2 separate regions of the Homo sapiens genome follow, and region 1 is linked to region 2. The links are chromatin contacts, found by Hi-C or POLR2A ChIA-PET in ENCODE. All regions are on one chromosome and are shown on one strand. The core of a region is the stretch at or near the end of the contact, and the rest is flanking DNA. Distances in the headings are between cores, read along the strand shown. Region 1 holds the start of TRABD (TraB domain containing). Region 2 holds the start of DENND6B (DENN domain containing 6B).

Region 1 (5,116 bases), core at 184-2,683, 140 kb after region 2:
TTGGCGGGACCGCTTCACGCAGGTGTGGCAGAGCTGGGAGACGGGAAACACACCTGAGCCAGAGCCCGAGGCCTCCTTGCCAGCACACCTGGCAGCCCCCAACCTCCCAGGACCTGGTCACAGTCAATGCAGAGCCCCCACACTGACCACCATGCAGGGGGCCCCACAGGCTCCTGCCACCCACCCACCCTGCCAGGCCCCCTCCTCGGACCCCACAGCATCAGGGCCTCCGGCGAGGCTGGCCAGCATCCCCACCAGTCACACTGCAAGGGCGGCGGCAGCAAGCGGGGAGCAGAGACACACAGCGCAGTGAGCCTGGCGGCCTGCACGGCCTCTTCAGGGACCTGAAAGCTAGGAGGCTTCCATCTGGAGGCTACCGAGGCTGCGGGAGTCCCCGCAGGGAGCTTAGCACCTCCACAAGTTCCTGGTTGTTTCTGGGACGCTAGTGCCCAGACAGCTCCCACTCCATCTTTCTTGTAAGAGTTTTGACAAAGACACACGGCAGCTTCATGATAGCTCAGTTAAAAAGACCTTTTAAGTTTGGGCTGCGCACAGCGGGGGACGATCTGGCGTCCACTTCGCCCATATGGGAACCCCGCTCTGCTCCAATTGAAGGGCAAAGGCACCTACAGAAGAGCGAAGCCCCAGGTTTCAGCGGGGCCGGAGGGGACAACGGGGGTCCGGGGCCTCCCGCTCGGCCTCCCCCAGCACCCCCAGAGACCCGCAGGCCTGGGCCGCCTTCCTCCACTCTCACCTCGGCCGGCTCCACCGCAGGCGGCAGGCGGGGGTGGCTGGGGCCCTCCCGACCCGCGAGGACCCTGGGACTCGAGGTCCGACCCGCGCCTTCCCGCGAGGCCGCCGCTGACCCTCCCCGCCCCAGCCCTGGGGGGCTCCGCTCCTCGGCAGCGCCGCTCCCGGCAGCGGTGGCAGGGGACGCGCGGGGCCTGCTCCCGCCCCAAACCTGACCCGGGCCTGACCCCCACGACCTGCTCCCCCGGCTCCAAAACCTGACCCGGGCCTGGCCCCCCCAACGACCTGCCACCCCGGCCCCCAAACCTGACCCGGGCCCGGCCCCCAACGACCCTGGTCTACCAGCCCCAAACCCTGAATCTGACCCTGGCCTGACCCCCACGACCTGCTCCCCCGGCCCCAAAACCTGAACCTGATCCGGGCCTGACCCCCACGACCTGCTACCCCGGCCCCAAAACCTGACCCGGGCCTGACCCCCCCCGCCCCCGGCCCCCACCCCCCGACTCGGGCTCGCTCCCCCCGCCCCCCACAGTCACCCCGCGGCCCTGACCCGGGCCCGCCCCCCGCTCGGTGCTGGGCCCCGTCCTCACGCACGCGCCGTCCGCGCCGCGCGGCGTACCGAGGCGAGGCAGCGGCGCTCCTCAGCCGGCCTCCATGCGGCGCGGGCCCTCAACGGACGGGGCGGGCTGGGGCCGCGGGGCGGGGCGGGGCGGACGGGCCGAGGGCGCCGGCGGCCGCGTGGCATGCCGGGAAGTGTAGTCCCACGCGCCTCCTGCTTGGCCCCGGCCCGCAACTTCGGACTACACTTCCCAGGGGGTAGCGCGCGGGGCCCCCGCCCCCCCCCCCCCCCCCGGCGCTCCCGGGTCCTAAGGAACATCGGCGCGCACTCAGGAGGGAGGGTTCGAGTCCCGCCGCGGTCACGGCCTTGCGAGGCGCGCCCACGTTCTCTGGTCGCAGCTCCCAAGCTGTGAAATGGGGACAATGCTCGCACGGCGTCCACAGGATGGTTTTCAGTCGAATGATATTGAAATGTAACTGTTCTGTGAGCCGTCAGTCCCGCACGAAAGGGACAGCCGATAGTGGGACGCGAGGAGCCGAGAACACGGGATCAGGGAACGCGCTGCCATGGCCTCGGCCTGGCCCCCTTCCCTCTGGGGATCGGCCTAGTCCGTCCTCCGGGGGTCGGCCCAGAGCGGTCCCCGACCCGGGACTCATGCCTCAGCGGGACCTCGGCCTTGCCGCAGGTTGGGGCACCCCGGGAAGGTCGGGCCCCAGGGGCCCCGCGGCCAGCCTAGCGGACGGAGAACCGGGACCAGGTGGGAGTCTTAGGGCGGGCCGACCCCCGGCCTCACGGACCCGGACGCTCAGTCACTTCCGATCGTCCGGAGGCCTCCAGGGGGACCCGGCTGGCCGCAGCCACGCCGACGCTAGACTCTCGCTGTGCGTGTTCGGCCCCGAGGGCAGGGGGAGACGGCCAGGCCCCACCCGCCGCGCCCGTCCTGCCCGGGCGCCCGGCCCCCTCGCTGTACCCAGCCTCTACCGGGGCGGCCGGGACCCGGCGGCCAAGTTGCTGCGCGCTGCGGGCACCGGCGCGGACGGGGGCCCGGGCGCTTCGCCGCCGCATGCAGACGACTCGCTGCCCGCAAGCTGCTGCGCCGTCCGCCTGCCCCGCTCTCCTGCAATGGTCCGGCCGCGCATCCCGGGCCCACGACTTCCTTCCTCCTCCACGACCCCGGGTTCTTGGCTGACCTGGCGCTGGCGCTGGGCTTAGTGCAGGCGTGGGCCTGGCAATGGTTTGCCTGCGGGCTGCATGCGCGGACCCCACAGCCAGCTCCCCGAAGCTCTGCGCCCACCTCTACGGCCCTGCCCCAGCCAAAGGATCAGGTTCTTGGAGCGGGGCCTGCCCTGGGGCCAGGACTCCAGTCACCGGGGGAGGGCTGCTGTGTCTTCCTGCCAGGCACTGATGAGTTAGTTGGGGAAAGGGGCCAGGTGGGGCCAGCTGGGGAACCATTTAGAAGAGGGAGGAGGGCGCACCTCTCTACTCGAGTGCCCTAGGACTAGCTCCTCTCTGGAGCCACGGGGAGGACCTCAGTGAGGGCTGCCCCACGCAGGAACCTTCAGCGAGCCTGGAAGGCTGACCCAGCAGGCCTGGGGTTGGGGGAGTCCAACGCAGCGCCCAGGCTTGGTCTGGGTCTGCCTGAGGCCGTCCACCAGGACTCCGTGCTGGGGAGCCTGCTTCCTTCCAGGCTCCAGGAAGGGAGGCCCCGGCCCCAGCCCCAGGTTCTGAGGAGCTGCCCCGGCTCGGGTGGCCTGCAGGGGTCCCCTCAGGTCCCTGGTCCTGAGTCTGCAGGTGGTCCTCCCGGGGTGGGGCGGATGGGTGAAAATGCCTGTCCACACGGCAGCAGGCTGGGCTGGCTGCCCACTGAGCATTCTTACACAAGAGGCCCCGCCCCCTCCTACAGCTTCCTGGTCCCCAAATGGCCAGGCCTGGCCTTAGAGAGGCCTCTGTCCTCCTTGGTGAAGGACACTCACTTTGGGCCCTAGGGCCTCTGGTTCACATCCTCTCCATTGATTCTCATTGTTCGCTGCCTTTGTGGTCATTCTGCCTTTCCGACCATCTCGGCCACATCCTCACAGGAGGGCAGCGGGTGGCAGTCGCCCCGGCTCCACCTCACCCATTTCTCAGTGCTGGGCTGGTGTGGAGGGAAGATCCCTGGCCTGGGGGCTGGAGGCCTGGGTTCTCAGTCTTGGCCATCTGGGATGGGTGCAAGGTCCTCCTGGAGCCCCTCCTTCTCCATGAGAGGGACGGTTCTATCCACCTGCCAGGCCTGCTTATGCTCAGGGAGGGGGAGGGGCAGGAGGGGGCACTATTTCAAACCAACGCTGGCCCCCGGGCTGCAGAACGACCCTCTGACTCACCTGGGCAAGGTGGCCAGTTGGGGAGGGGAGAGTGTCCGAGATCCCAGCCCCCGGTGGGCAGCAGACAGTGGAGAAGCAGAACTGCCCTCCGATCCGGCTGGGGTCCCCTGCAGGGCTGCACTAGGCTGTGAGGGGCGAGAAGCAGAAAAGGGGGAGATTGAGTCCTCAGGGAGCGTGCTGGGGAAACTGAGGCAGGACCTCAGCCGCAGGCCCTGGGCCACCACCCACATCTCAGGCTGGGCTTGTCTTCTAAAGTTCTGCTCCCAAGCCTGCTTTTCTCTGGGCAGGCTCTGTCCCTTCTGCCGTGGGGGGCAGGCGGGGTTGCCTTGGGAAGAGGGTCAGGTGGAGGTGGAGGACGTGCACCTGGGGTGCCAGAGCTTTTGAGGCCCTGACGCCGGGGGGCTGGCCATGTGGATGCCCTGTTCCTGGAGCAGCCAGAGGAGGGTTTCTGGAGGTGCCCTGGGGGGAGTGAGGAGGAGTCCTAGGGAGGGTGGGGGCTCTCAGGAACAGAAACAAACTGTGTGAAGCCATTTGTGCTGGGAGGGACCGTCTTGGTCCCCGGCTGGCTTTGTCCTCAAGGGGTGGACCTTGAGGAAGGGCCAAGTCCCATTCGGAGCAGAGTGACAGATCCCACAGAAGCAGGCGTTGGGGCAAGGGGAGGGAGGGAGCCCTATGGGGGAAGGCGGTTGGGGCCGGTTCAGCCCTGACCCAGTGCCAAGGGTGAGCGCCACCCTTTCAGGCCTCTGCCCGCCTGCCTCTAGGAACGTGGCACAGCTGGCAAGGACACAGCCAGAGGAACAGGTCTGGGGATAAGGTGGTGATGTTACCTGGGAGAGGTGGGAGCCAGCGTCTCACTGTAGGACGGACACCAGCTCCCCAGCACGGGCCGCGCAGAGGGAGGGCCAGCTCCAGCACAGGGCAGGGTGCTCACTTGAGGCATGAACCTCTTTCCAGACAGGAGTTGGTTTCATACCTCCTGCCAGGCTGAGGCGCACAGGCGGGGGATGGGCAGTGTGGCTGCTGCCCATGGCCCTGGTCACATTGAAGTCTCCAGGTGGCTCCACCTGAGGCCTCCTGTGTCCCCCGGCTCAGCTCAAGCCCCACCTCGGCCTAGACGTTTTCTGGGCAGCGACAGCTCCTCTCACAAGCTGGGAGGCAGGGCCTGCGGGACTCAGCACCACGCAGACCGGCTGCCCCCAAGGACTACTGGACGTCTCCCTACCTGAGCCGAGCCATGCGGGATGCCGGGTGGCTGCTGGGGCAGGGAGGACAGGTGCAGGTGGGCGGGGTGCATGTGTGAGGGTGAGGAGGGTCCCCAGCCCCAGCTGGCGAGCAGCAAGGACGCCCATGGCAAACGCTACCTCTGGAGGCCGCCATCCCTCGGGTCTCCTCAGCTGCCATGTCCTGCCCACCCTCACCACTGAGCTGGTCTGTGGGTGCAGCACCA
Region 2 (4,916 bases), core at 2,150-4,649:
TTTTTCGTTTCTTTTCTTTTTTTTGAGACAGAGCCTCAGTATGTCGCCCAGGCTGGAGTGCAATGGCGCAACCTCAGCTCACTGCAACCTCTGCCTCCTGGGTTCAAGCGATTCTCGTACCTCAGCCTCCCGAGTAGCTGGGATTACAAGTGCCCGCTACCACGCCTGGCTAATTTCTGTATTTTTAGTAGAGACGGTGTTTCACTGTGTTAGCCAGGATGGTCTCGATCTCCTTATCTCATGATCTGCCCGCCTCGACCTCCCAAAGTGCTGGGATTACAGGCGTGAGCCACCATACCCGGCCAACTACTTTTAATTATGTACAAATTAAGGTGCAAGTTATTCAGAAAGTTTTAGAAAAAGGTCGTTAACTTTGGGGTGGTTATCATGGGAAGCGGCAGTAACTTGTGGGTGTTGCCATGGCAATGGTAAACAGAGATGGCACTGGTGGGCATGTCTCATGGAGCGGTGCTTTTGCCTCTTCCCAGTTTCAGCCAGCTTTTTTTTTTTTTTTTTTTTTTTGAGACAGAGTCTCCCTCTGTCGCCCAGGCTGGAGTGCAGTGGTGCGATCTCAGCTCATTGCAACCTCCGCCTCCTGGGTTCAAGTGATTCTCCTGCCTCAGCCTCCCGAGTAGCTGAGACTACAGGCACCAGCCACCACACCCGGCTAATTTTCTGTACTTTTAGTAGAGATGAGGTTTCACCGTGTTAGCCAGGATGGTCTCGATCTGCTGATCTGCTCGCCTTTTCGGCCTCCCAAAGTGTTAGGATTACAGGCGTGAGCCACCGCGCCCGGCCTTCAGCCAGTCTTTAATCTGGTCTGGAATAAAGTTCTGCCTCCTACCTCAAAATCAGAGTACATCTTACAATGATGGCATGCAATAACCACAGGGGAAAAAAATGCTCAAGACCATTAGTAATCAGGGAAATGCAAATCAAAACCACAAGAATACCCAGGCACGGTGGCACATGCCTGTAGTTACAGCTACTTGGGAGGCCAATGAAGGAGGATCCCTTGAGCCCAGGAGTTCCAGGCTGCAGTGAGCTATGATGACATCACTGAACTTCAGCCTGGGTGATAGGATGAGATCTCTTCTCTATAAAATAAACAAAATTTTAAAAATCACAAGATACCACTACCCACTCATTGGCTGGCTACAATGAAGACGCTTGGCAACACCAAATGTTGGGAAGGATGTGGAGCAAAGGAAACATAAACTGTTGGTAGGAATGTTTCCATTTTCTTTTTTTATCTTTTTTTGAGACAAAGTCTCGCTCTGTCACACAGGCTGGAGTGCAGTGGCTTGATCTCGGCTCACTGCAACCTCCACCTCCCAGGTTCAAGCGATCTCATGCCTTAGCCTCCTGAGTAGCTAGGATCACAGGTGACCGCCACCATGCCTGGCTAATTTTTGTATTTTTTAGTAGAGACAGGTTTTCACCATGTCGGCCAGGTTGGTCTCAAACTCCTGACCTCAGGTGATCCACTAGCCTCAGCCTCCCAAAGTGCTGGGATTACAGGCATGAGCCACCTCGCCTGGCCTGGTAGGAATGTTTTTAAATGTATGGCTGCTTTGGGGAAAGCTAAACATATACCCAGGTTATGCCTCAGCAATTTGGTTTCTATGCACGCCCAAGAGAAATGAAAATGAGCCCAGGCAGCACGAGACCCCATCTCCACAAAAACGAACAAAAAATAAAAATAAAAAAATAATGGGGTATGGCGGCGTGTGCCTGTAGCCTCAGCTACCTAGGAGACTGAGTGGCAGGATAGCTTGAGCCAGGAGATCGAGGCTGCAGTGAGCTGCAATGGGCCACTGCACTCCATCCTGGGAGAGAGTGAGACCTTTCCTCTAAAAATAAAAATAAAAGCTATACAGTCGGGCCTGGCATAGTGGCTCACGCCTGTAATCTCAACACTTTGGGAGGCCGAGGCGGGCAGATCACCTGAGCTCAGGAGTTCGAGACCAGCCTGGCCAAAATGGTGAAACCGTTTCTACCAAAAATACAGAAATTAGCCTGGCGTGGTGGTGCACGCCTGTAATTCCAGCTACTCGGGAGGCTGAGGCAGGAGAATCGCTCGAACCCAGTAGGCAGAGGTTGCAGTGAGCCAAGACCATGCCATTGCACTCCTGCCTGGGCAACAAGAGCAACATTCTGTCTCAAAAAAAACAACAGAAACAAACAAACAAAAAACAATACGGCCATGTGCTACTCAACGGTGAAGCTATGTCCTGAGAAATGTGTCATTAGGCGATTTTGTTATGTGACAAACCTAGATGGGACAGCCTACCCCACACCTAGGCCAGATGATCCGAACAACACGTGGTAATCTTTTATTTTTTTATTTTTGAGATGGAGTCTCACTCTGTCGCCCAGGCTGGAGTGCAATGGCGACATCTCAGCTCACTGCAAGCTTCGCCTCCGGGGTTCAAACGATTCTCCTGCCTCAGCCTCCCCAATAGCTGGGGTTACGGCGCTCGCCAGCCACCACGCCCGGCTAATTTTTGTATTTTCAGTAGAGACAGGGTTTCACCAGGTTGGTCTCGATTTCCTGGATTCGTGATCCGCCACCCCACCTCGGCCTCCCAAAGCGGTGAGATTACAGGCGTGAGCCACCGCGTCTGGCCAACACGTGGTAATCTGAAGGGACCACCACAGTATATGCGGCCCGCCTTCCACGGAAACGTCATGAGGCCCACGACTCAAAGGCGTGCCTCATTAAGTTACCGACAGCCCCAAACTCGCCCTTCCACGCCGGGCCTCAAGGTGCTCTGTGGACCACAGCGGGGCCCGGGGCCCTCGCGAGGGAGGGAAGAGTTCGCTCCAGGTCCCCGCGATTCCCCCGGAAAGTGAAACTGCAGAGGTGTTGCGTGGACACCCGCGGTCAGACACGACCCCAGGCCGCGCGGGCCCCAGAGGAAGCGAGCGCGAGTCCGCGGTGGTGGCTGGGCGCTCAGTGAGGACGCCATTCCGCCACGAAAACGCCCGCGACGCCGCTGGCCCCTGCGCGGTGGGGCGAGGTAGGCTGGCCGGACCTGCGAAGCCCGACGAGCCCGGCGCCGGCTGGCTGCAGCTTGCTCTGCCTCCCTGGCCTGGCCCCGAGGCTCCCGCGAGCCGGGATCCGCGAACACCGGGGCCGAACCGACTCTCTCGGGCCTCAGACGGCGTGGACCCTGGAAGGCCCCAGTTCGGCCGCTTCCCCGGAAGTCCCCCAGTGGGCTCCGGCCGCTCTGGCCCGCGCGCGTCCGGCTCGCTGGTGCCCTGGGCGGCGCCCGGCCGCTGGCGCTTCTCGGGCGCTAGGGGGCGCGCGGCCGCGCGGGAGCCGCACTGGGCCGCGGCGGCCGCTCGACTGTTCTGAGGAGCGGCCCGGACGCGCGCCGCCCCCGCCCGCGTTTCCCCGGCAACCCGCGGCCGCCGCCATGGACGCGCTGTTGGGCACAGGGCCTCGCCGGGCTCGCGGCTGCCTGGGCGCGGCTGGACCCACGTCTTCAGGTCGCGCGGCGCGGACCCCGGCGGCGCCCTGGGCGCGCTTCTCCGCCTGGCTGGAGTGTGTGTGCGTGGTCACCTTCGACCTGGAGCTGGGCCAGGCGCTGGAGGTGAGCGGGCGCGAGCGCGGGCGCGGGCGGGTGGGCAGGGCTGCGCCTCTCGGGGCCAGTCCCGCCTCGCTTGGGGCCCTCGGCCGCCCCGCACTCTCCCTGGCCTTCGGCCGCCGCCTCCTGGAGGGGCCTCTTCTCCGGGCTCCAGAAGCGCTCCCCAGGCCGAGGAGGGAAGGCGAGCTGCTCGGAGTCGGATCTTGTCTTCACATTGGGATGGAGCATTTTGCATAACCTAAGTGGTACTCTTTCGATTTTTCCCAGTAAATGTCTCACATCTCCCCCCTCCATTCCCCACCGGAGCAGTGACACCTTCATCCCCTCAGTGGCTCCCGCCAGAGTCCCGGGCTTACCCTCCGCTCCGCATCCCATCTCTGGGCATAGGCGAGGCTGACGGCTCCTTCTGCAACAAAGGTCTCGGATCCGTTCCTTTGCTGCCATCACTGATGTCATCCCCACCCCAGCTGCACCCCAGAGTTCAACCTTTGTGGCTCTCCTGCTTAAAACCCTGCAGCGCCTCCTTGTTCACCTAGCATCAGATCCAGACCCCATGGGCCCCGTCCCTCCACCTGCGTCTTGTGGTGTTCTTGCTCGTGGGGGTCTGTTCATCGGCTGTGCCCATGGGCTTTCGATGTGGTCTTTCTGCTGCCTGCAGGCCTCCACTCACCTACCCACACAGGCAGCCTCCTTTCCTCCAGGGAGGCCCCGCAGGATGATCTTCTCTGTGTCCTGTGTAACACACACCAGGGAGCTGACCAGCACAGGGGAGGCCCACCTGCAGATGGAGGGAGGCTTCCCCGCGCTGGCGCAAGGAACCTCGTGAGGGGTAGTGAGCTCTCTATTACCGCAGGTGTCCAAGATCAGGCCAAATCATCATCATCAGGAAAGCCAGGCAGCGCGTCTCTGTGGTTGGGAGATGCTTTCTAAGGCCCTGCTGAACTCCAAGAGGCCATGAGAAGCATATAGTCTTCTAAACAGAAAAGCATTAACTCTAGCACTCTCTGGAGCCCCTCCCACCACACACGGTCCCCAGCAGGTGCACAGCCTCAAACAGCATCACTGGGTGGGGGCTGAGTACCAAGAAGTGTGGTGACCTGCCCAGGGTTGAAAACCTTTCTTAGTTCAATACTGTTGCCCAGATTGTTCCCCACAAAATCACAAAAGAAGTTAAGAGGTTCCTGGCCGGACGCGGTGACTCATGCCTGTAATCCCAGCACTTTGAGAGGCCGAGGCAGGCAGATCACAAGGTCAGCAGTTTGAGACCATCCTGGCCAACATGGTGAAACCACATCTCCACTAAAAATACAGAAATTAGCCGGG

What was found. A loop is a pair of places that touch in the nucleus more often than their neighbours do. ChIA-PET counts read pairs that join two places held with the same protein, here RNA polymerase II (POLR2A). Pooled maps may share reads with other maps.
Region 1: a loop to region 2 is called in a pooled map, with 20 times the contacts of the local background. The contact joins the promoter of TRABD here to the promoter of DENND6B in region 2. A Hi-C loop is called at or near these places in 1 of 168 maps with a recorded cell type or tissue (OCI-LY7), 7 of 37 single-sample maps with no recorded cell type and 12 of 50 pooled maps. POLR2A ChIA-PET finds 5 or more read pairs at or near these places in 7 of 52 experiments (B cell, HEK293, IMR-90 and 4 more).

Annotation. Positions count from the first base shown.
Region 1 is chr22:50,182,230-50,187,345 of GRCh38, reverse strand. TRABD (TraB domain containing) reads right to left here and starts at 1,433. Exons shown (of 10, transcript NM_001320485.2): 1 at 1,370-1,433. RefSeq lists silencers at 685-994, 1,261-1,630, 1,901-2,000, 2,191-2,260 and an enhancer at 3,146-3,721.
Region 2 is chr22:50,325,495-50,330,410 of GRCh38, reverse strand. It overlaps DENND6B (DENN domain containing 6B), which reads left to right and starts at 3,399. Exons shown (of 20, transcript NM_001001794.4): 1 at 3,399-3,599. The coding sequence starts at 3,423. RefSeq lists a silencer at 3,011-3,650.